2 separate regions of the Mus musculus genome follow, and region 1 is linked to region 2. Evidence: chromatin loops called from intact Hi-C (ENCODE). Cell type or tissue: gastrocnemius. All regions are shown on one strand. Links, peaks and the distances in the headings refer to the core of each region. The heading gives the core; the rest is flanking DNA.

Region 1 (11,899 bases), core at 1,315-9,314, 210 kb before region 2:
AGGCAACAGCTCATGAGCGGAGTGAGGGCAGTCCAGAGGCTGCAGTCCTCTGACAGAAGGCCAGTGGGCACAAGCCTGGCCCAGATGTAAGAGATCAAGCTACATGGAGCTGCTGGCAGAAGTCGAAGGATGTTCTTAACCAGAGCATACATCATAATCTTTGCCTGAAATTCGGGGAGTTTCCAGAGTTTTGGGGCACCCCAATCACATACACTGCATTTCAGCAGGATACCAGACTTCACCAGTCCTTCAGGAAGGTTGGACTAGGAAGGAGTCTAAGTGGTCCTGGAAGACTAGGAGGTGGTGGTGTCTAATCCCGGTTGTGGACCTCGGTCTGCGGCTGGAGGATGCAAAGAGATGCCCAGAAGGTGGCGCGAGCCGGCGACAGCGGTCAAGCACAGAGGTGGCCCGCTCCATGGGTCTCACTCGCCCTGCGTGCAGCCCACCCACTGCCAAATGAAGGCATGCAGCCAAAGGCAGCCGAGCACAGCTGGATATGCAAATGTGTGCAAATGACATGGCGCCTTGGTTGGGGAGCGAGCGCGGCGCTGTCACAATTCCTGCTTCAAAAGACTTAGGGTGGGCTGTGCATGGTCCCAGTCCCGCTTGCTGGGTGACCATTTCCTGGGCTCCCACACACTCATCCTGCATAAGGCACAGGCAAAGAGCAGGCCCCCTGGCATGGAGAAATTTCCCTACCCACCTGTCAGCTGAGCGTAGTTCCTTAATGAACAGGCATGTGAGGCTCGCTGTGACGATACCACACTCACCCCAGCCTCAGAATCCTCTCTTCCCAGGACCAAACCATTTGCCCTCCTCCATTCCTTCATTAATATCCGTCTCCCTGCTTCCCTATCTGAAGTCCTTCCAGAAGTCTAACCACAATCACACTTGCTGCTGTTAGTACGTTACTTTTCCTTGTGGTTTGGCGAAACCATTCTACAAGTCCAGGTTGCTGTGTTTTTGAGTGTGTGTGAACAGGCTGAAGGATTCCAAGGCACTGCTGAGGAATAAGTCCCTACCCTAGGCTAGAACCCCGGAATCCGGTCCGGCGCCTGGGCGCTCTCCCTCTTCTGCGCCACCTACAACGGCCACACGGGGTCTTCCTTGAGCTAAGAATGGGAACTCGTGCGCCCCACGCTGGTGCGGGCGGGATGCGGGACTCTTAAGACTCGGCTCAGGCTTCCCACCGAGCACCTCTCCGCAAGCAGCTTACGACCTCCATCCCCCATCCCCACACCCCAAATCACGCTTAGTAGGAGGGCGGGGAGGGAGCCACATACTAAGCGCCCTCCCAGGGAAACTGAGGCTCTCCACCAGTCCAGCTCTTGGGGATTGGGTATGGCACAGCTAGCGAGGCGGAGAGATAGGAAATTAGAATGGGGGTGGAGGGAGACCATCAGAAGCAGCGTTGGATGGCCTGGATGACAAAAGGCGAACGGAATGCAAGATAGAGTGGCGGGGACAGTTTTTTGTATAGGGGAACGGAATTGTAAGCAAGAGTGGGAAGAAAATTAAGGCACTCACTTTCTCCAGTGAGGCTGTAACTTGGCAGATTTGGCTGTAGATGCAGTAAGAGGGATGGTGGTTAGACACCAAGAAGGACTTCCCCAAAGTAGTCAAACCTGGATGCTCAGGGAGAAGGACTGAAAATGAGGACTGTAACCTGAAACCCCCTCATAACTAGAAACTGGTAGGGAGAGGAGGTGTGAAAAATGCTGCGGCGAGGGGGGGGGGGGCGGGGCGGGGCGGGGTGGGTGGGAGGGGGAGGCAATGGAAGGAAGCTCAGGTGGAATGAGTCGCCCTTCACCCCCGGAAGCGGCGGCGGGTCGGACCAGGTGCTCACATCGTGGCCGCCCACTGGGACGCCCGGGTGGCCCCGCGCCCCACCCCCGCTCCAGGCTGGCCCGGTGGGTTCCGGGGCGAGACTGTCTGCAGGACCTGCCTCGCCTCGCTCTTTCCAGTGCCCAAGTCGCCCTGGGTGGTCGCAATTTGGAAGCACACAGTAGGGAGTTTAAGTCCCCCAAGACCCGTCCCCGCGGTTGACACCGGGTGTGTGTGTGTGGGGGGGAGGTAAGGTGGGGGGGAGAGGCTCAGGTGTCCGGCAGGGGGCGCCCGCGAGAGCGAGGCCCTGCTCCGGCACGTCTCGCGCGCTCCCTCTGCTGGCAGCGGCGCTGCCTCCACTGCAGGCCGCCGGTGGACCCCATAGACGCTATCCGACCCTAAGGCAGGCCTGGCTCCTCTCCATCCTTCAGAGGTGTGGGAAGATTTAAGAACAACGATCCCACGCAGTTCTGCAGCGACTCAAGACCAGCAGAGTGGGAATCCCCAGACCTCAGAGGGATCTTTCATGTCCACTGTGGAGGCCCGGAGTCCAGCCTGTTCCCAGGGTCTCCTAGCCAAGCTCCAAAGTACCAGTGCTCTTCCCCATTTGCCAGAACTGTCTTCTGAACACACAAATCAGTATGGGCCTCTCCCTATCTCCAAAGTACTCACAGGAAAGGACGCTCCTCCGGCCACCTTGGCTTTGCCCATGTCCACACTTGTCCTGCTCCTCAACAGCCTTGGCAATGGCTTGCAATCTTCACTAGCAGGTTCCTGCTCAATCCTTAACGTACACTTCAAATGTCCAAACTGAGTTTTTCCTTCCCATAGAGAGTCCAGCTTGCCTATAACAGAGTCTGGCCTTTATTTGATACTCCTGCCTCCAACTCCTTAGCGCTGGAATTATGGGCACACACCACCACCCTAGGCTACGTGAACTTTAGAAGCATCTCTCTTGTGGAGGCTTTTATCCTAGGCGTGATCTAATTATTATCCTGTTTTCCATGCTTCCATCTAGAACAAGATGGAGTTCTTAAGCACACTTAGTGTTGCTGGGAGCCCACCTAATCTCTCCCACTGAAGCACACAAGGACTCACGTGTGCCCCTAGGCCTAGACTGACCTCTACCTGCCTATAAGACAATGGGACAAACCACTCCTGGAGTAGACTCTGGACTCTCAAGAGATCAGCTGTCCCCCTGTTTCTTTGGTTTTACTGGGAACCCAAATCTAAGGGAGGGAGCTGCAGAGCCTAGATACAGATGGAGGGCACTTACTCCCTGGAGAGTACTGAGGACTCCCCGGTACTTCTTGGGTCTAACCTACTCCTCACTCACCTAAGCTGGGGCTTGGGGGCAAAATCATAAATTTGGGAGACAAGAGGAGAGATAAAGATCGTTTGTTGAGAATGGTGTCATCAATCAAGTTGCTGGAGAGAATGCAAACAAAAAAAAATTCCCTAAACCTGGGTGCTCAGATGCAACATTCCAGCCTTTCTTAAAAGTCCCCAGCCTCGAGTCAGCCCCTCCATGGGTTTGAGGTTGCTATGGGTTCATCTCTAAGTTCTGTCTGTATCCTCAGAAACCCCAGTCCTTTCCTCTCCCACTTGGGAAGGGTCTTGGGATGGAGAGAGACATCTCCACCCACTCTGTTAAAGATTATATTTTTGAAAGAGCCTGGAGGGAGATTCCCTAACTCCTAGTTTCTGAGTTTCAGGTTGAGGACAGCCAGATAAATAATGGCTTGCCAAATTAATTAATTATTTTATTAGCCTGAGTAATTATTAATCAGGCCATTAATCACCCAGCTGTGTCCTATGAATAGCAATTAGTTGGGGGTGGGGGCAATGGAGAATCAGGTCATGGTTGTAAGGTCTGCCAGCCTGTATACCTTCTCCAGTCTTAGGAAATTTGGGGAGATTCATGGTGTCCCATCTCTCTCTCCCCTTCACCCTCACACCTAGGCATTGATGTGGACACTAGAACAGGGTCTGCCTGAATCCCTTTGCCCTCTCTCTTGGTTGTCTGAGGTCATGTGGGGGTAGGACCATATACACAGGTGAAAGGAAGTGAAACTGGGTATAGAGATGGGCTGGGGAGACAGCAACATATGCCAGATGTCTCTACAGCTGCAGTCCCTACTGGTCATTGAAATATGAAATGAGTGATTGTATTAGCTCCAAGTTTGGCCCTTAATTCAATGTGTTGAGGGGATGGAGAGATGGCTCAGTGATTAGGAACATTTGCTATTGTCTATAGGCTTCAGGTTCAATTCCCAGCACAAAGAGACTCACAAGGGTCTGTAGCTCCATTTCTGTAACTCTAGTGTCAGGGAGTCCAATGCCCTCTTCTGGCTTCTGAGAGCACCAGGTGCACATGTGCTACCCAGACATACATACAGGCAAACACTCATACATATAAAGTAATAATAAAATAATTTTAAAAATTCAGCGTGTTGGAAACGTGGAAATGGAGGAGGTAGAAAACAAAGGAGAATAGGTCACATGGGATGGACTGAAGTCGGGGTAGGGGTGGGGTGGAGGATGTACTGGAGACAGACTGGCTTTTTGCCTTGGAGTTGGGAACCTGCCCCTCCAGAATAGATGCCTGGGGACTTCCTGCTAGACCCCTCTGCTCCCAGGACCTCTGTCCGGACATTAGCAATGGACCCAGCTCTTGATCATCAATTCCTTGGTACTTCCTGGCACTCTGTCCCTGCTCCATGGGGTTGGGGGTGTGTGTTGTGATGGAGAGCTGGTGAGGTGGAGTCCTGGATACTGTCACTGTGCTATCTCACTCCTGTCCTGCACTTTTGGTCCTTCCTTTCCCTGGACTAGGTGCCTCAGAGCACCCTTCCTCTGCTGTGTTGTCCTGAGAGTCCCTCAGCTGGAGCCACTCTCCCTTTCTGTTTATAGAGGTTCCTGCTTTGTATTTACAGTAGACCTATTTGGTTTACAGCCTACCCAGGGCAGCTGCACTTGGGGGTCTCAGGCTCTGTTCCCTGCACCGTGTTTATTTGTGAGGAAGGGAGGCTGTCCAGACAGGCTGGTGGGGGGGCCAGAGGGGAGATGGTGGTGGGTGATGGGTTAAAGAGGGAGCAGCTAGAACACAAGAAGCACACCCGGAAGCAGAACACTCTTAACCCACTTGCTCTTAAGTCATCTGGAAAAGAAGCTTCCCACCCCAGGCTCACCTGTTTGGGGCTCAAGCTAAGAACGGAGAAACAGTTTTCCTTCAACCTCAGACAAGAAGGGCCTGTCCACCCATCCCTGCTCAATGTATGTTCTAGCAGAGCCCTGGGGGTAGGGCTGGGGGTCAGAGGTGGGCAGCTTCTGGCTGGACAGAGCTTGCCATGACATAAACAGGGTCTGGATCCTGGCCCTTTGTTTGGAATTCTTGGCAGCTGGAGTGGTGGTGTGGGAGGAGATGGTCGGGCAGTTGGTGGGAAATGGAGTGGAGAGGACAGGGCAGACCTCGGGAAGGGTGGGGATGGTGCTGAGGGGCACAGCTCCATGCTGCAGAAGGATATTTGGACCTTGGCTTTCAAGAAAGGTCTACAACCCAAAGTCCCTTGAGCTTACTTGACACCCTCTCTGCTGGAATCACCCAGTGCCTTGTCTGAGCTGGCACATGGAAAGCAGGAATAAAGAGGGGCTGTCAGGTTCAGGGCCTGGGGCTACAGCCCAGTGTCCCACATGTGAAGAAGTGCTTCCTGCCTGTGCGTCCTTGCCCTGGCTTGCAGAGTGGCCTGGTTGTCTGCTCTGGCACTCATGCCTGGCTTGGAGTTACTGTCTTCAGCAGACACTGAGTGGTACCTAAGAGACTCAGGGTGGTCATTGTTGCAAGGAGTCCTGCCCTTGCTAGTAGGCACATTTGATATTTCCTCCCATCCCTAACCTACTGTGGATGTGAGAGTGGGGTGTGGGTGGGTTTAGGGCTTGCTTCACATCTCTGGCAGCCCTGTCCCCAGGTCTCCAATGGTGTTACAGTCCTTCCTGTAGCTCTGTTGTCCCTCTCCCGGTTGTTTGTCAGGCTGTGGGCATATCAGGAAAAGCCCATGTCGGTTTTTTCTATTGCTCCCTCTGCTGAGCTAACAAACTACTTCGTGACTCTGCAACACTTCTACAAGGGCTCCGCCCTACGTGTCCAAGATTTTCAAACCTCGTTAGCCTGAATGTCTATGACTCCTTTGCAGATTCTAGAGGACCTTGGGAACATGGAGAGGAGCCCCCTTCTAGCCCTGGTTCCCGGACATTCCGTGGCTGAGAGTGAAGTTCTTCACACTGCCAGCAGAGGGCAACACGCACGCGAGGGCGGGCGAAGGATTCAGAGGGGCGCTGGAGGTCCACCTCAGGGAACTAACTAGCTTTGGGGCAGAGTTTGTAGGCCTGCTGGACATGGAGGGAATCTCCTGTTCTCTGCTTTATTTACAGGCTCTATAAAGCTAATCATATCAACTATAATTTGAAGCAGGAAGTTTGTACCTGACATGTCACATTCCCAAAAGAACCGTGAGGAGCTATGATTTCCATTCTCTAAAGAACGAACTAAAACTGAGGAAGGTTAAATCACGAGCCCAAGGTCACACAGCGGGAGCAAACAGGGGCACATAGGTGGTGCTAGGTGGCCCTGCCTGGGGGGTCTTGCCCCTCCAGCTCAGTGTGCAGCCTGCAGGCCCCAAGCCCAGCCCCTTCCTTCCGGCGCCCAGCAGGGTTCAAAGGAGGGCTGGGCGGGGAGCAATCCCCCCCAACCCCCAGCCTCCTGTCCAGGCCAGATGCCTTTGGGGCCTGGAGACAACGGCTGGAGAATGGGGCAGCCATAAACAGCGTCCTGGCTGCGGGAAGCTGTAAAACTAGCGGACTGAGGCTGGAATGCACAGGGATCCGGGAAGGATTTTCCGCAGGGTCTGGCTGATAGCATCTTTGGGGCCCTGGGGTCAAAGGGGAACCCGCCTCCCTTTCCTCCCCCAGCCCGTGGTCCTGCAGCCCAGTACTGTCTGTAGATGTTCATCACGTGTCTGTCTCCCAGCCTCTTTGCTTGTTCCCAGGCATAAGGTCCCTGTTTGAGCTTGCTGGCTGTGTGGCTTTGCTTTGGTCCCCTTCCTTGTGAAATGAGAACTACTGCAACCACATTTATCAGATCTTAAAGCACGCAGGACATGGCCTCGCTCAATTGTTTATTCATTTCTAAATACCACTGCGTTCGAAATTCCTTTTCTGTAGAGGGATCAGGGCCAGTGGAGAATCCGTCTCATTCTTATCACAGCCTTTCCTGGGATCCCGGAGGGCGGGGCGGGGGAGGGGAGCAATTGGATGGGACGAGCCTAAGGACCAGGTGAAGCTGGACAGCCTACCTGCCAACAGGCCGGGCTCTCAAACCTAGCTCCTGCAGGAGAGGCTGCCACGCCACACTTGACCAGCAGGGGGAAGCAGATGCCCGGCCTGTAGCACCCAGAAGTGGTGTGCCAGCTCGGCTCCGCATTGGGTGGTTAGAGCTGAGGAAAGCAAAGGGAGACCAAGGCGTGCGAACCGCAAGGTCAATGCCCTTACCTCTGAACCTCTGTGTACGAGAGTGAGGTAGTTTCCAGGTGAAATGCACAGAGGTCACGTGTCTTAGAATGCACCCAAACGCCAAGTCATCATTTTATTATGGTCAGAGGGGACTCAGATTGTCTGATGGTCCAGTGCCTTAATCTTGAGATGAGATAGCTGAAGCTGGGGGAGGTCAAACGGCTAATCCAGGCTTGCAGCAGTTTGTGTATACATCCCTGCTGCCGTTACTAGTGAGGTCGGTGCATCTGTCGGTATGAAGCAGCCTGAGAATCTACCCCAGGGTGCCTGCTGAAGGTCCTGCTGTCCTCTCACTGGTAACTCTCCTGCCTCTGCCTTGACCTCTCTCTTATGGTTCAGGTGAACCGACTACATGAAGGCTAAGCACTTTCTTCCCTTGACTCCAGTGTTGGGAGCAGGGCAGGACCTCTGGTAATAAAAATGTAAACCTTGCTAGGTGTCGTGTTTCACACCTTTAATCTCAGCAGCAAGGGGACAGAGATAGGTGGATTCTTGTGAGTTCAGGGCCAGCCTGGTCTACATAGTGAGTTCCAGGATTACATAGTGAGACACACTGTTTTGGAAAAGAAAGAAAGACAAATCTCTCTCTCTCTCTCTCTCTCTCTCATTCTCTCTTCATCATCATCATCATCATCCAGATTGGACAAAATCCACCATGTATCTGAAGATGACCTTGAATTTCTGGTCCTCTGCTTCCATGTCTCTTGCTTCCACATCCCAAGTGGACCCACGTGTACCATTATGCCTCACGTGTACCATTATGCCTGTGATAGAATTTAGGGTAGAACCCAGGAATTCGTACGTGTACTATTCAAGCACTGTGCTGAGCTCTGTCTTCAAGCTAAGAGCCACTATTATTCCTTTCATTATTATAGCTGACACTTGTACCAAGATGATTGCCACACATATCACACCATTTAATTATTCGATCCCTCAAGAGCCCCACAGGGAGGGCATTTTGACCACTTGCCCTCCACACACAAGACATCGAGGCTCAGGAGGGTCAAGGGTCTGCCCTGAAATCACACAGCCAGCCAGCAACCCTAGCTGCCCTAGCTGAGTACCAAGTTCCAACCACACAATGGTGCCAGCCACTTGACAACCTACCCAGGTAGACTCTAGAATGCTCATCAAATGTCAATCACTTCTCATTCGCTATTGCCCTGAATCTCTAGCCAATTCCTGTGAATACGTTGCAGCGGAGGGAATGGAAGCTTCAATCAATAAGCAGAAGGGATAGGGGCAGGAACAGGGATAGGGCCAAGCCTCTCAGCCCGGCTGTCTGGCTCCAACTTGCTCCAAAGTCTGCCTTTACCAAAGTCACAAGCACAGTGATGTAGATTCAGAAACAAAACCTGGATTCCTAGAGGACCCAGGTTCGATTCTCAGCACCATGTGGCTACTCACAATCATCAGTAATTCCAGTTACAGGGGATCTGATGCCTTTTTCTGGTCCCCATAAGGTATGCAGATAGTGTGCAGAGTTACAGGCAGGCAACCCACAGTCAGTCAGTCAGTCAGTCAGACAGACAGACAGACAGACAGACTTGCATGTTAGTGTGCAGAGTTACAGGCAGGCAACCCACAGTCAGTCAGTCAGTCAGACAGACAGACAGACTTGCGCGCACACACGCGCGCGCGCGCGCGCGCACACACACACACACACACACACACACACACACACAGACACACACACACTGGATTCCTGGCCTTTTCGATGCTCTTGGTGGTCCCTGGTGTTCTAGAAAGGCAGGCTCCTAGGCGAGGCTAGACAGAGAGGTCATTGGAAGCAGGTTGTCCTCCTTCCATCTTCTTCCGTCTTGGTTTCTCCTTTTGCTTCTTCCACACTTTCTGCTGTGCACGTGTTCTCTGTCCTCTTAGCCTGAGCATCTCCTCTCATCTCTCGGCTTTCCAGATGAGCTCTAGGCCACTTGCTTTTAGCCTGTCTGGACCAGCTTGTAAGTGTGCCTTTGAATGACACTGGCTGCCCTGCAGCAATGCTCAGGCCTCCTGAGCATACTGACCAGAATGATGCCAGCATCAGCTTCCTGCAAGAGAGCTTCAGGGCTGCCAGGCTGAGCAGGCAGCTCCTAGAGAGGATCGGTCACATCCAGGCTGGGAAGGGGATGAGTTCCCTAGCCCACCTCTGCATGCAGCAGCTAGGCACTGTTGCCTGCTCCTGCCTCAGTGGAGCTGGCCAGCCCAAACTGAGAGAGAACTGGGACCCAGGCCTGTTCCAGATCCTGGGGACATTCCACTCCACAGTATCTGGGAGCTCTTCCTGTGGCAGATGCTGGGCTGGGCTCAGACTGGAGGAGCCTCTGGTTCTGTGGACTGAAAGGGGACCTGGACAGGGGCTTCCACAAACAGAACTGGGGGCAGGACCAGGGTCTCTGGAGTCAGGACAGTTCATGTTCCCTCCCTGGCAGGTGGAGTCCAGCTTGGTGGGGGCCTGGCCTTGTTTCCCTTCCTGCATCAGCACAGGCCATGTGAGTATCCTTGGGATGACTTATAATTGGGTGTGTGGGAGGGCGTTAAGATCCCAATTCCTGAGTTCTGAGGGGTAGTTCAGGAATGCAGAGGCCTCTGACTGCCCTTAAGGCTGAGGTAGCAAAGCCCCCTCCTCATCCCCAGCATGGGTAGACTTGTCAGTCAGTTCATATAGGGAACCAGTGTGGGTGTTCTCAGGCTAGGTCACCTCAGGACATTTAGGGGCCATCCCTAACCATTTCCACCGGAGATCCTGTCCCATCTACGGACTTCTCTCTTCTCTGCCGTGTGATCATCTCTTCTCTTCCTTTTCTGTCACACTGTCATGCTCAGCTTTCAATTAGCTAATGGTCCCCCGTCCCCCCGAAAATGTCATCATGAGCCCTTTTCTGGGAAATCCTCCCTGTGGTCTCTCTCAAGTCTCTCTTCCAAAGCAGCCCCTATCCCAATTCATCCGGCAGAGGGGTGTCCTGTGACTGTCCCAGCTCAGTCTGATATTGCCCTGTCTCTTTCACTCTCTTGTGCTTACTTCTCTTTCCTCTTCAGAGTTCCAACATAGTTTCTCTGGCTTAAAATGGGGTAAAAGGCTAAAATAATCCTCACAGTGAAACCCTCTAGGTTAGATATCTGGACTGACTTCCAAATAGTCCAGGAGAGTAGTCCTAAAGAGTATGGCTCCAGGGGAGAAATGGTCTCTGGGGTAAAGCCCTCACCAGGTTCCTTCTTGGCCCACATTTTCCCACCCTGTCAGGATCCTTGGCCTTTATCACAAGTGCTAGAAATGATGCAAAGCTTGAGGTCTCCTCAGGGCCTCACCAGTGTTACAGGCTCCCTGCCCTTGCCCTTTATCCTGGTCTAGGACTTGTAAGTGCTGTTCTTCATCTACTCAGCCATCTCTTTAGGACCAATGGAGTCTCTGGAGAGCTACATGTGTGGGGAGCCCTGATTGTGGGGCTAGCCTGTGCATTCGGTAGTGCGGGAGACAGAACATGTCTGAGTGGCTCTTACTTCAGCCTCTGGCCTCTGTTTCACCTAGCCTTAGCTGTGTCCAAGACGAAGCATTACAGAGCCCAAGCATGCGATGACACGAGGGATACTAGCTCTTGATGGTTCACTGATCTCCTGCTGTCTGCTTGTGGCCTCAGGCCAGCCTGACTGATCACCAGCACACCCACAGGGTGCTAAGCCAAAGCTTGCAGATTACCCTGCCTTGAAGGCACAGTAGAAGGCCTTGAGTCTTCACAGTCTGTCTATGATTCTTTCTAAGGGTTACTGGGATCCCTCTCCCAAAGATCTCAGCAGGGGAGAGATTCAGAGGAATAGAACCCATTGTATGCCTGAGCCTCACCCTTACCACATGCTGAAGCCTTGTTTGTTTGTTTGTTTGTTTTTTAAGATGAACATTTTCTGTGTAGTTGTGGCTGTCCTAGACCATGATGGCCTTAACTCACAGAGACCCATCTGCCTCTGCCTCCGAAGTGCTGGGACTAAAGGACAGTACCAAGTGGGACTTTGAAGTGGGACTTGGACATGCTGAACTCTTAGAACTGTACAGTGTGCCAGATATGATACTTTCAGCTTGTAATCCCAACACTTGTAAGACAGGAGGATTGCAGCCTACTCCTTTGGCTTCAGTCTCTCTCCCTCAGGGCTGGAGTCACACGTGTGAGGGAACCATCCAAAATCAAATCTGATCTCTTTGGATGGATAAGGAAACTGAAGCCCAAGAGGAGACATGCCAAAAGCCGGTGGCTATGGAAATCCAAGGCATTAAGCCTTGTTCTGCCTAGCCTGACCTCAGAGCTCAGTCATCTCCTTGCAGCTGCCCAGGCCTCATAACCAGGCTGGGTGCGTATGGCGCCTCTGATCCTGCCCTGAGCAGCCACAAGGGGGCTCTGGGACCAGCCTTTTTCCTTCTGGTGTCTGGTGCTTCGAGAATCCCTGCGAAGCTGGCACGCAGAGCTAGTTTCTTTGCACCTTGGGTTACCTCAGCTCCTGCTCCGGTAGCTGCCACCGA
Region 2 (11,899 bases), core at 1,805-9,804:
AAATCCCTGCCCCACCCCCAGTACTGCAGTAGAGCTATCCCCCTGCATCTGGCCCTGGCCCTGGGGGGAGCTGGATCGTTCTTCCACTCTTGAGCTGGGTCCCCTGTCTTATCCATCTGGCTCTCCTCTACTCTTCTCCCAGACTCAGTGTCTAAGGATTCTCAACAAACATGGGTGTCTAGACCACAGCGCCTGTGCTCAGGAGCCACTTACAGTCGGGCCACTTGTCTGGCAAATCCCTACAGCTTGGGAACACGAAGACCAAGAACATGGACAAGGCTCACACCCACACCAGCAAAACGCAAGAAAACCCAAGCTTCAAGCTCCAACCCTTCTACCTTACAACCAGACAGAGACACCTAAGCTGATGGGTGGATCTCTAGACGCCCCTAAGTGCCATCAAAGATAAAGAAGCCAAAACCACCAATTTACCCCCTTTAACCACCGAACCCCACGGCGGTAGTGGACCAGGGAGGGGAGGAGAGGGAGCTCATAGCCGCTGCCCTCCACTGCTGGCGGCCACAAGGAAAATCCGGGTCTCTCAGAAAACACAGACGCCCAAAACACCTTCCTCCGTGCTCTACGCGCTGCTCTCCGGGCACCTGGGAACGCTGCTAGTCCTCAGTCGACCGCCAAGAGAAGAACAAGAAACCGATTCTCTTACCTTGTCGCTGCCTCCTCCTTCTCTTGCTGCCGCTGGCGCTTCTGTAAGCTGCTGTCGAGGGCGGGGGCTTAACTCCTCGTGCCCCTCCGGCAGTTAAGTTTATTCCTCTGTTTAGATGGGTGGGGGTTCCTGAGGTACCCCCCCAGCAGTGGTGGGGTGCATCCAGCCCCAGTACCGAAGGCAATCAGATCCGTCTGCTCCTCAAGATTGCAGTTTGCTCTCTGCCTCTTTCCCTCCTCCAGTCACCTTTAAATGCATCTTTTACTGCAGTACCACATTATATTTGCAGATCATAAAATCCACCTCTCGCGCGCACCAAGACCGTCCTGACATTACTGTTTTATGACCTTGACTTATTGTGGTCACCTGGATAATATTTAAATCAACGTTATGGTCTCTCACTTACATTAAACCCGCCAAGAGACATTCTGGAAAGGCTGTAGGAGATGAGTCAAACACAAAACACACACATATCCACACACTCAGTGTTTTGGGGGAGGGGGTGCCGCTAAAAAAAAAAGCGCCACTAAAAACAAAACAAAAAAAAAACCCATCCATTTGAGGATTAAGATTCCGGAAATTTATTAGGATTTTTTTTCTCCATTAAGGAAGCTACATGCAAAAGATACAACATACAGAATATCTTTAAATAACACAACTCCCAGACAGGAGCAGGACAACTTGGAGGGGGGGTTGTTTTTACTTTGCTATGCTCTATTTTTAATTTTTTTTTTGTTCTTCTGGATGGAATTTCTGAGATGAGAGAGATATAGTGTGTTGGGAAGGGTGGGAGAAAAGCAGAAAGCAGTACAAATACTTCAAGCATATTCTCAGAGCCATTGGGAGGGAAAGACAGAGAGAGGGAGGGTTTAGTCTAGACACTGGGTACTATGACAAACACACAAATACTAGCTGAACTTTCAAGACTACCTATTATTCTAAGGGGGGAAATGCAGCAAGGAAGGAGCAATGCTAACTGTGCTCTACAAGGTTACAGACCCTCTCTGTTTGATTATCCCCCTTTCTTTCCCCTCTAATCGGGTGCATTTGACCTCAACTTTGCATGGAGAACAGAATGCTGTATGTGAGTGCATGGGTGACTGAAGAGTTGACACACACACCGGCCACACTACCACCCCATCTATGAGGGCACACACAACACCCCAAAACCCATCACCCCATTTCATGCTTTAGGTGGAAGCATCCTCGAAGCACGAACCATAGGTCCCTTGGAAGAAGAGTCTGAGGTCTTTGCCTTTTTTTTTTTTTTTGCAGGCGAGTTGCATTTATACTCAGGGAGGGAAAAAAATATATCACCAGGCACAAAGGGAGGAGGGGCGGGGAAAGGGGAGAAGGGGAGGGGGAGGAGATGACGCTGGCTCAGGTGAAATTAAAATTGGAGGTCAGTTCCCGGATCCGATTCTCTCGGTTCATTTTCTTGAGTTTCATTCTGCGATTTTGAAACCAGATTTTGACTTGTCTGTCTGTAAGGTTAATGGTCTTGCTAATCTCCAGGCGGCGCTCTCGCGTCAAATACATATTGAACAGAAATTCTTTCTCCAATTCCAGCGTCTGGTGTTTAGTATAGGGGCACCTCTTCTTCCTTCCGCTCTTTGCTGTCAGCCAATTTCCTGTGGTGTTTTCTGCCTTTATCTCCTCTGTTAAAAATAACATTATTTACATAAGTATCCCTGGAAGACCCAAGACCTTGGTGCAGCTTTTGGAGCCTGCTTGGGCAGAGGGTAGCTGAAAAAGCAGAAGGGGAATGCTCTAGCCTCACAGGCTTGGGGGTTGGTTCTTTTGGGATTTTGAAATTTCTTAGGGGGTCTATACTTACAGGGAAGAAACAGAAGAGGCTTTTATGTTCAAAATGTTTGCTAAATTTAAATTAGTCAAGACCACCACCTTATTCTAACAGCCTTAAGCCTCCCCAGGCTTTCTCTCAACTCTGTTCTGCTCCAGCTCTGGAAAAATGCAGCCAGCCAGAAAAAAAAGCATCTTCAATGCAGAGGCTGCCCTACAGCTCAGAGTCATTTTCCAGAGAGCTTAAAATTCCTTTCATCTCTGTTGAGAGATTCTGTCCCAGTCTCTGGAATTCTTGCACTAGACCCCAACTCTTATTCTCACCTGAATTTCCACAGGATTGCTGTCTTGTTAGAGCTCCCCTTTGCTGTCTCCTTTCCTGGCCACATACTTCAGGTATAACTGAATCAAGGAAACCTGTCTGAGCAGCAGGGGTTGGGGCTACAGCTCTGAGGAATGCTAAGGGCTGCTCAGACAACTTCCTCTGACCAGAGAACTTAAGGTTAAGGAAGGCAGACAACCCAAGAGTCTATGTGTAGGTAGAGTTCAGATACACACACACCTATACATCTATATACACAGGAGGGATGTGGATAAATACCTACATATATGAGAAGATACCATAATATATGTGTTTCTATTGTTTTATTGTTAGTTTCTCTTTCCAATATGTATTCTTGTTGAAATGGATCAGCCTTGCTCTTCAGGTAAAAGTATAGAACATGGCCACCCTTTAAAGAGGGAAAAAGAGAATCCAAAGACTAGAGAGAGGGTACCTAGCAAATAACTTTGCTGACAGCCCTGTGTGCACCCTGCTTTCTCTCTTTCTTATGCCAAGTGGGTCTTCTGAGTCCTGGATTTTGTCTGGATTGGTGGTGAGGAGAGCTCTACAGAGGCAACCAGGAAACAGTGGGGGCAGGGAGAAAACAGCAAACTTGAGGCTATAGTTTAGAAAATATCAATGTCTTTAATTATTCTCGTATCTCTACACCTGCAGCTTCTTGAAAACTGTTCACAAGCTCTCCACATCTAACTCTACCCTGTTTATTTTTTATTGGGGTTGTTGGGTTTTAAGAGGAGGAAAGGAATTACAAGTGGACCTTAGCCAAAAAAGCTCATTGCCTCTGGCCTGGTGAAAACACCAAAAAAAAAAAAAAAAAGGGGGGGGGGTGGTGGTGGAGGAAAAGGGGAACACAAAGCATAATCTCTAGGTGTTAGTTTGGGGTAGGAAGGCTTAAATTATTGAAGGGATAACCAGGAAAGAAGGGGGAGTCTATGAAAGTGGGTATAGTTTGTGTTTAGAAGGTAGGCTTGTTAACCTTGACTTTGCTTTTTGGTATGGCTAGGACAAAGTTTTTTCTACCCTCCACCCCAGTCCAGCTTAGGGTTTATGGTGAGGGAATAAAATTAAACCTTTGCATGACATATGAGCCATTAGGATATGTGTTAGTTACATTGGTGCCTTACTCCTTACTCATCTCCACAAGCACAGCCACGGCCATCTTCTGGTCAAAGTCTCTAGGGACTGGCTACCAAGGCTATTTTTGCAGAGTAGACCCAAGAGGGCAAGGCTCTGCCCTCTGCGCGCCAAAAGAGTGCATATGCTTGTGTGAGTGTGTGTAGAGGAACACAATATGTGTGTGTGGTGTGTGTGTGTGACACAGGTTGCCATTAGGCATGAGTGTGCAGTTGCATCCATATATAAACCTTATACAAAGCACCACACACAAGCTTCAGGCCACCCCAGTCTGATTCGCTCTCAATAGTTCACCTACTTCTATACCAATGACCCGGCCTCCATCAGCATCACCAGGAGCCAGTTTCTTGGGGAGCGGGTTTATTTCTACCCACTAGGCCTTTTTTGGTGCATTTTGTTCCAACTTTTCAGGGAAAGTCGTTCCCTTTTGCAACACAATCCTGCTCCTGTTTCAAACTCCGGTTCCCTGCCCCCAGTACAGCAAAGGGTCCTGAAAACCCTCAGTTACAGAAGAAATGAATCTTGAACCCTGAGCTTGAACTCTGGCTGAGCATTGAACCAAAAATCACAAAGAAATCCAACCAATGCCTCACTCCTTCTCAGGAGTAAACCGCTTGCCACGCACACAGAAAATTTCAAACCACTCATTTATAAACTGCTTTTGAAAACCACTGGGGGCAAAAACATAACCAGAAAAAAATATAGAAAAGGAAAAAAAAGAGGCCAGAGGTGGTGGGAGAAGAAGAAAGAAGGAGAAGAAGAAGAAGAAGAAGAAGAAGAAGAAGAAGAAGAAGAAGAAGAAGAAGAAGAAGAAGAAGAAGAAGAAGAAGAAGAAGAAGAAGAAGAAGAAGAAATGAGAAGGAAAAGGAGCAGAAAAGCAGGGAAAAAATTTTCCAACGCCCTAATTCAAAGCCATCCTTAAGCCAAGCATCTGGCGGAGGGAGGGATGTGGCGGGCAGCCCTTCACCTCCACCTCTTCCGGCCTCAGCCTCGCTGCCCAAGGCTCCTGCCGAGACAGAAATTGCAGGGGCACAAACTGCACGCACAAATCCGACCCACAAACAACAAATTGTGTTTCTAGTAAACATTTTTCCAACTAGGAATATGCACTGAAGAGACATTATTCATCTCTAAGCCTTCTCTGGTCCCTGGCCTAAGGATCGCCATTTTAAGCTTTTTGTGAGCTTTGACCTGAGCTGGGGACATTAGCCCCCCAGGACATCCTCACTGAAAAAGCAAACCAAAGCCATCACGCGCCTAGGAATGGCCACCGATCCGGTGCAGCACAGGGTGCCCGTAGGCTTCCTGTAGTGCGCCCCTCCTCCGCCTATGCAACCAAGGGCCGGGCTGGCCTGGCACTTCCATGTCTCGGTTTACCTTCCACTGCTAAATGACACGCTACCAGCCTGGAGCTCAGCAAACAGGAGCCTCAAGCCCGGGTCAATTCAGAACCTTTGAGTTCCTTAGGCCTCTGCTCAATTCTCCCTTATCTTCCTGCCCCAAATCCTGACCACGAAGACTCGCACCCCCAACGTTCCAGCCCGCCCCGCGGCCCAGACGGCCTTACCTTTAGCTTCGTTATCCGAGGTGTCTGGACTGGAGTCTGCGGTCTTGGCCCGTTCCTTCTCGCTCTCCGAGGGGCTGGCTTTTGGGCCCGCCAGGCTTTGCTCTGTCTTGATCTCATTGGGACTGGGGGTCTGGCTGTCGGACTTGGGGGTCTCAGGAAAACTCACTTTGCCCCCAAGCTGAGGCGATTCCAGATGTTCGGTGCGCGGGTTGAGACTGGCCCGCTGCTCAAAGGGGGCTTCGAACTCGTTGGCCCCAGCACAGTGGGGCGTTTTGTCCAGCGCGGAGTAGCTCGGGCTGGCTCGGTAGTAGCTGGGTACAGGTACCTCGTGCTCCCCAAGGCAAGACTCCGGCAGGGGGTGGGAGTAGAGAGCTGCCTCAGGGCCACTTTTCGCCCGCTTCTCTGCACTGTACATGCAGCAGACATTCTCCTCCTTGACACTAGGTGGGTAGGAACAGGAGGACAGAGGCCTGCCAACAGGTTGTTCCAGGCGGTAGGCGGCTTTGGGGTCGCCCCAGGAGTCCAGCTGCGAGAGGTAGGACGGGTAGGTGTTGAGGGCTAGGTTTGGGCTGCCTCCCTCGTCCCTCTTGGAGAGAGAGGGCGCGAGCCCGCAGCCCCTCATCACCCCGCAGTTGAAGTCACTCCCAGATTGCATATACATTCCTGCGTTACGGTTATAGCGCTCTCCTCCTCCCGGCGCAGCCAAGGGCTCCGCGTACGAGTTCGGAGTTACATTGCGAGGGCATGTCATTTTCAGAGAGAGGGGTTTTTAAGGAGCAATACTACAGCGGAGGAGCTGACATCTTTTTTCCCCCATCCGGGAAGGGGGGGGGAGCGGTTGGAGGGGCGGGAGGAAAAAGAAGGGGAGGGGGGAAATATCAGCTCCATAATTATCCGCGCATTCGGTCCTCACCATGTGACGGCTAGACCAATGGGATTTGAAAATGGCCTTGATGATTCAGACGGTCGTGACGTCAGCGGGGTCAAGTTGTCGGCAGGCGGAGCGCTCAGCGTGGAGTAACAGCGCCACCTAGCAGCTGCCTCGGGGTAGGGGCACCGGAGCCCTTCCTGGCGAACAAAGGAAGCGCCCCCCGGGCTGCAAGGGCGGTGGGGTAGTGGTGGGGTAGGTGGAGGGACATGGGACTGTTCTGTGAAGAGTGGGACTTGTTTACTAGAGAATCAGCCTGTAGCTCCTGAGGAGAGGGGGGTGGAGAGGGGGGAAATGCGGGACAGAGTAAGGCAACCGGGGCTCAAAACAGTCAAATTCAAAGTAAAAGGTCAAGACAAGATTCAGGTACTCTTTTCCCTCTCTTCACCTTACACTTTCTTCACCCCTGTTCTCCTGTTTCTTCTCTTGGGTTGGTAGCCGGGTAGTGTTTTGGGGGAGATGGGAAGAATCTCCAGTGGGCTTAGGGTAGAAGAGAAAGTTCAAGAATCAAAAGCAAGCTGAAGTTTCTGTTCTCCTGCCTCCTGGTCCGGCTTGGCCCTTGGGTCTGAGCTCTCCCTACCGTAGGTCTTGGAGGTTAGTTGAGTTGCAAGTTCCTTTTTCGGTACTAACTGGGAGTCTCCAGTGTCTGGAGTGGGCCCGGGCCCGGGTCACAACCACTCAAGGGATTCTGGGCAAAGGAGGATCTTAGTGGGCCTAAGGATCAGTGCAGGAGGGAGTTGGAGATTAAAGGTATCTTTCTCCAACCCTGGAGTTGCGGTCTGGGCCTTACTGGATAAGCCTCTCTCTCGGCTTTGCCCTTAGAGCCTTAGAGAGGGTTCCATAGGCTGCTTTGCTCCATGGCCCGGCGGCCCTCTTTTCCTGTTTGACCTTGTCCCTACTTTTTAAAAAAAGGAATATTTCCGGAGAGAAAGCTCGAACCTCCAGGCCTTGCTTGGGTTGGAGGCATGTGTATCCACATGGGAAAGGCTCAGAAGAAACAATTAAACTCCATCCGAGAAGGGTCCTTTTTAAGCGATTGGGCTGGGAGTATTTTTTTAAAGAAGAGGAGCGGTCTATTTTTTTGCGTGCTTGCTAAAGGGGAATCGTACGGGAGGCCGGGAGGTTAGGAGGGATGTGTGTTTGAAATAGTTCTCCATCACTTTTCTTCCAAAGCGAACTAAACTCTCCACCCCTTCCTCAGGAAACGGAATCCGGAGAATAACTTGTCTTTCCGGTAGCTCCGCATTTTTCCCTGGGCAGAGGCTGTGGGCTTTCCATTTTCCCCCGAAAGACCAGAGCCTGGCTGGGAAAGGACTCCAGGGCCGAGCTCCCTGGAGTGGATGAGTGAAGAAGCTGAACCGATTCCTGGAGGCCCTAGCCAGCTAGGATGGAAGATAACTAAGGAAAGAATTGCCCTGATTTCCCCCAACCAGGGGCGGAGAAGAAGACCCAGGGGTGCCTTAATTCCGGGGGTGGGGAATCTGTGGAGTGTGTGGCCAGCAGGGGAGATTTGAAATAGTTTTGTGTTTTCATTTGCAGAGGTCGCCCTGGCTTCAGCCTGGGTGTTATTCAGGGCAAGGTTAGGCTGTTTAGGCCCCAGACCAGACTTGGGACAGTCCGCAGCAGCAGTCAGTCTAGGGAGCCATTTGTCCCCCTGCCCATCCCGCGGGAAACAGCCGAGACTTTATGACCACTCTGTTTGTATTATCTGCATAAGTCTTTCCCCACGAGTTTGATCGAAACCGTTCCCTTTTACGAGGACCCAAAGAAAATTTCCCGTCATATTTATCAGCTGAGGATAAAAATTTAGTATGGGAACTGATATTTCCTCATTTATGGGACAATGAAATTAAAGACCAAAGCAATTGAGAATTATATGGCTTTGGGGGGCTCCCTCCCCCTCTTTCACATCTCTTTTTATTTTCCTCCATGGTGTGCCTGTCCCTGGAGTCTGTCTTCCCAAAATCCTGCCCATGTCCTCGGTTTGGATCCTGGTCATGAGGGTCCTTTCTATAACAGCCAGGTGCTGTATTACCTCGGTACTTTCCAGCTTTAATCTCAACGATAGAAGTCTTAGAAGCCGGGGAAAGAACATTGTCTCCATCTAGGCTGTGCTGTTAAGGCCAAGTAGAAATCATTGCGGGAAGAGATTTACAGGGGGCAGTGGGATTTGAACCCAGACAGAAAGAAGGTGTTGAGAGTCAGAAAATTCTAGAAAAGTCCTCAAACAACATGCTACAAGACAGAAACTGGCTAGCTATCAAGAGAGAAGCAAAGTTACTCAGATTCTGGGCCTGTCTCCTCTACAAACCAGACCCCTATTCCAAGCCCACCTTCAACCTCAGCTATGGGAGGCAATGGAGTTGCTTCAGGATTCTTAACATTATTAGTGGAAATAATACCCTCAGGAGAAATGCTTCCTGCTTCAACTCCCACTTCCTCACAAGAACGAATAGTGTTTAAAGTTGAAATAATTAGAAGTATGATAAACACGGCCCATTAATGAAACAAGAAATCAAATTCATCAACCTAAGTGGGACCCCCGTTGGGACAAATGTTTGCCTCTAATTACTCAAGATAAACGAAAACCCAGAGCTGTTAAGCAACAGCCCGCTAGCTTGCTCGGACGCGACCGAATAACTTGTTGGCTTTTCCAGGACTTTGGGATCTGTATTAATGGAGGTAAACGAAAGAAGAAGTGAAAGTGAGGGCCGGGACAGAGAGCGCTTGTGTGGGTCCAGGAAAGTCCTGTCTCTAGCCCTGCCCCCTTGGGCTCGCCTTTCCCGAGGCCACGAGCAAAGGCAGCTTCCGTCCTATTGTCCCTGCCTGGCGTTCAAAGGCATGCGTGCCGCCTCAGTCACCGGGTCTGCCGCCACAGCCAGGCGCCCGCTGGCCTTACCCAAAGGGTACCCTTGTCAACTGGATTGGGGCCCAGTTGAAAGTCTGTGTCGTGAAAGTCACCCCGGGGTTTTTGTTTTGTTTTATTTTTTGTTTGTTTGTTTTTGTTTCTTAGGAATCTCCTCAACTTCCCCCAATGCAAACAGCCTTGCACTTAAGCCCCACTCCAGAGTCCTCCTTCTTACCTCAACTCGAGGAAGTGAAAATTCCGGGGACTGCAGGCCAAAGTGGGGCTCAGGCTGTGCCCATCTCTCAATAAATCCCACCCCCTCCCTAAGAGAAAGCCCAGGGCTTTTTCACTCTTCCCGCCCTGCGTCCAGACACTGAAGGGCAGTCCGGCTGAGCTAGGCCTTCTGATATTTTTGGGTCTGTGAGCAAGGGAGCAGAAGAGGGCTCAGGGGTTCCTGGCTGACTCCAGAAAGGCCCTACAGTTCTTCGGGGACAGATGCCATGAGGATCCCAGTGAATTGATAGGAATAAAGGTTAGGATCTTTTCGGCTGAAGCCCTCAAATCGCCCAGAAGCACCCTGTTTTCTTCTCTGAAAATTGTCGGAGTTTCCCTGAGAGGTTAAAGATGACCTGGGAACATCTGAAGATGAAGAGAGAGAGAGGAAGAGTGTCTCTCCTTGTGGAATAAAAATAATTAAATGCAATTTTAAAATATGCACGCTGAAACCTCTTCAAGCAAAAAATGGAAAGCAAAATTACATCACTGACTCTTGGGATTTTTCTCCTTGTTCTGGATGCCGAGATTACTCGTTCTTTTCTCAAATCTTGAAGGAACAATTCTCTTTTCTTCTAGAGCACCAAGCCCTGTCCCACTTGAATTGAGAGCAGGGAAACTCCAAGCAAAATGTGGAATTCTCAGAGGTCCAGGGAAGAAAGGTTCAAGCAGGTAAAGAGGTGAGAGGCTGAGGACGGATAAAGGGGCTTCTGTTCTACTTCGGATTCTGCTGCCACTCTGGCAGGCAGGGCTGCCAGCGGACTCGCTCTCACATCTAGACATCGTACACACTTGCACCCAGAGGCTGTGGAGTATACCGGTCTATCCACATGTCCGTCTTGCATTTAATTGCAAGTATACAGCCTCAAATATTAACTTCTACCCAAAGCGCTTCCTGGATCCTTGAATTCCAAAGTTCGCTATCCTAGTCAGTCTGACTGCTTCCCGGCTCTTCGGAAACCGACCAGTTATTTAACTTTACTTATGGAATTGAAACCAGACCACACACACCCCAGAGAGACGCATTGGGAGGAGGAGCCCAAGGGGAGGGTGACTTGGGGGAAGACCCTGGTCCCCACTTTAATGGTTTGTTTCTGAGTTACTCCAATAGGTCAGATTTCCAGTCAGTGTCGACTGTGGTTGGGCTTCTTTACTCCTGAGGGTAAAAAACCGGATTCTCCTTCACTAGCTAAATTTCCCTTTTGAAGGTCTGTTTTGGTTTTGTTGTTGTTGTCTTTATTTTTCTTTTCTTTCTTCCTTTCCTTTCCTTTTCATTTTCCAGCTTTCTCTTCTTTTTCTATTTTTCTCCTTCTTTTTTCTTTGTAATTTTCCCCTCAAGATTTTAATTTATTGTTCCCTCATTTTCATTTTCTTTTATTATAAACTTTATCCTTTGTTTTCTTCTTCTTCTTCTTTTCCTTCCTCTCCCCCAAGGCTTTCTTATTTTTCTCTATTGTGCTGTGTTATGTGAGAAGGAAAATGACAAGTTGGATCCTTCTTATTCTAGTTGCTCGGGCTTGGAGTTGACCTTCTGCCTTCAGGCTCGGCTCAGCTCCTCACAAGGCGAAGTGTAGAACAGTCAGCCAGCAAAGGTGGGCAGGCCTCAGAGTCGCCATTAGAGGGATGGGAATGCCGACTCAGAAGCACACCTCCCCCTACCCCACCCCCAGTCAGTGCCAAAGGCTCCTTGATCCTTGAAATGCCTGGCTCCATGTCTTCATTTCATCACACTAAAGAAACTTGGTCCACCAGACCCACAATTAGAGAGAACTTCCCTTATCTTTGTTCTGCCGGAACTGGAAAACTGCATAGACTAAAGTTTAGCTCATTTATGCTCTCAGCACTGGCGATAGGAAAGTGAGAGAGTGAGGCTCTGTCAGAGAGGGTAGAGGGCAGGTCCAAAGGGTCATATGTAAGTTGGCATTTCAAGGCCATGTCCCTACACAAGTACTTTTGTTCTCTATAAAAGACTCAGGAGGACTGTAGCCCTGCCTGCCGCCATCTCCTTTGATTCTGCAACAACTGTAACCTCTAGGCAAGAATTTCCTGGCATTTGGATTTTTTCCCCCTTAAACCCCACAGGGATCAGGGATAGGACTGTGTGTGTGCAAAAGTCTCCACCCCAAAATTAAAAGTTTGAGCCAGAATTATAGAACTTCACTACTTCAAGAAATGGATGGAAGGGGGGAGGGAGGGAGGGAGGGAGAGAGAGACAGATAGACAGACAGACAGATAGAGACAGAGACAGACACACACACACACACACACACACACACACACACAGAGAGAGAGAGAGAGAGAGAGAGAGAGAGAGAGAGAGAGAGAGAGAGAGAGAGAGA

The links. A loop is a pair of places that touch in the nucleus more often than their neighbours do. Peaks named below come from ENCODE experiments on the same cell type or tissue, not always from the same donor. Only the 100,000 strongest peaks of a DNase experiment are listed, where the experiment ranks them.
Region 1: it touches region 2 in a loop (8-fold over the local background); 4 of 42 quality-filtered maps call a loop at or near these places.

The regions. Positions count from the first base shown.
Region 1 is chr15:103,172,585-103,184,483 of GRCm38, reverse strand. No RefSeq gene overlaps it. Among named protein-coding and RNA genes, the nearest start is that of Smug1, 15 kb to the right of the region's middle. In gastrocnemius, for the core only: a CTCF peak has its summit at 6,106 (motif pointing right); DNase peaks (open chromatin) are centred at 2,132, 6,111, 6,623 and 7,247; H3K4me3 peaks cover 1,285 bases; H3K27ac peaks cover 587 bases.
Region 2 is chr15:102,961,221-102,973,119 of GRCm38, reverse strand. It overlaps Hoxc10 (homeobox C10), which reads right to left and starts at 6,324. Exons shown (of 2, transcript NM_010462.5): 1 at 5,512-6,324; 2 at 1,222-2,322. The coding sequence starts at 6,262. The coding sequence ends at 2,045. In gastrocnemius, for the core only: CTCF peaks have their summits at 2,177, 5,912 and 6,543; a DNase peak (open chromatin) is centred at 6,521; H3K4me3 peaks cover 7,713 bases; H3K27ac peaks cover 8,000 bases.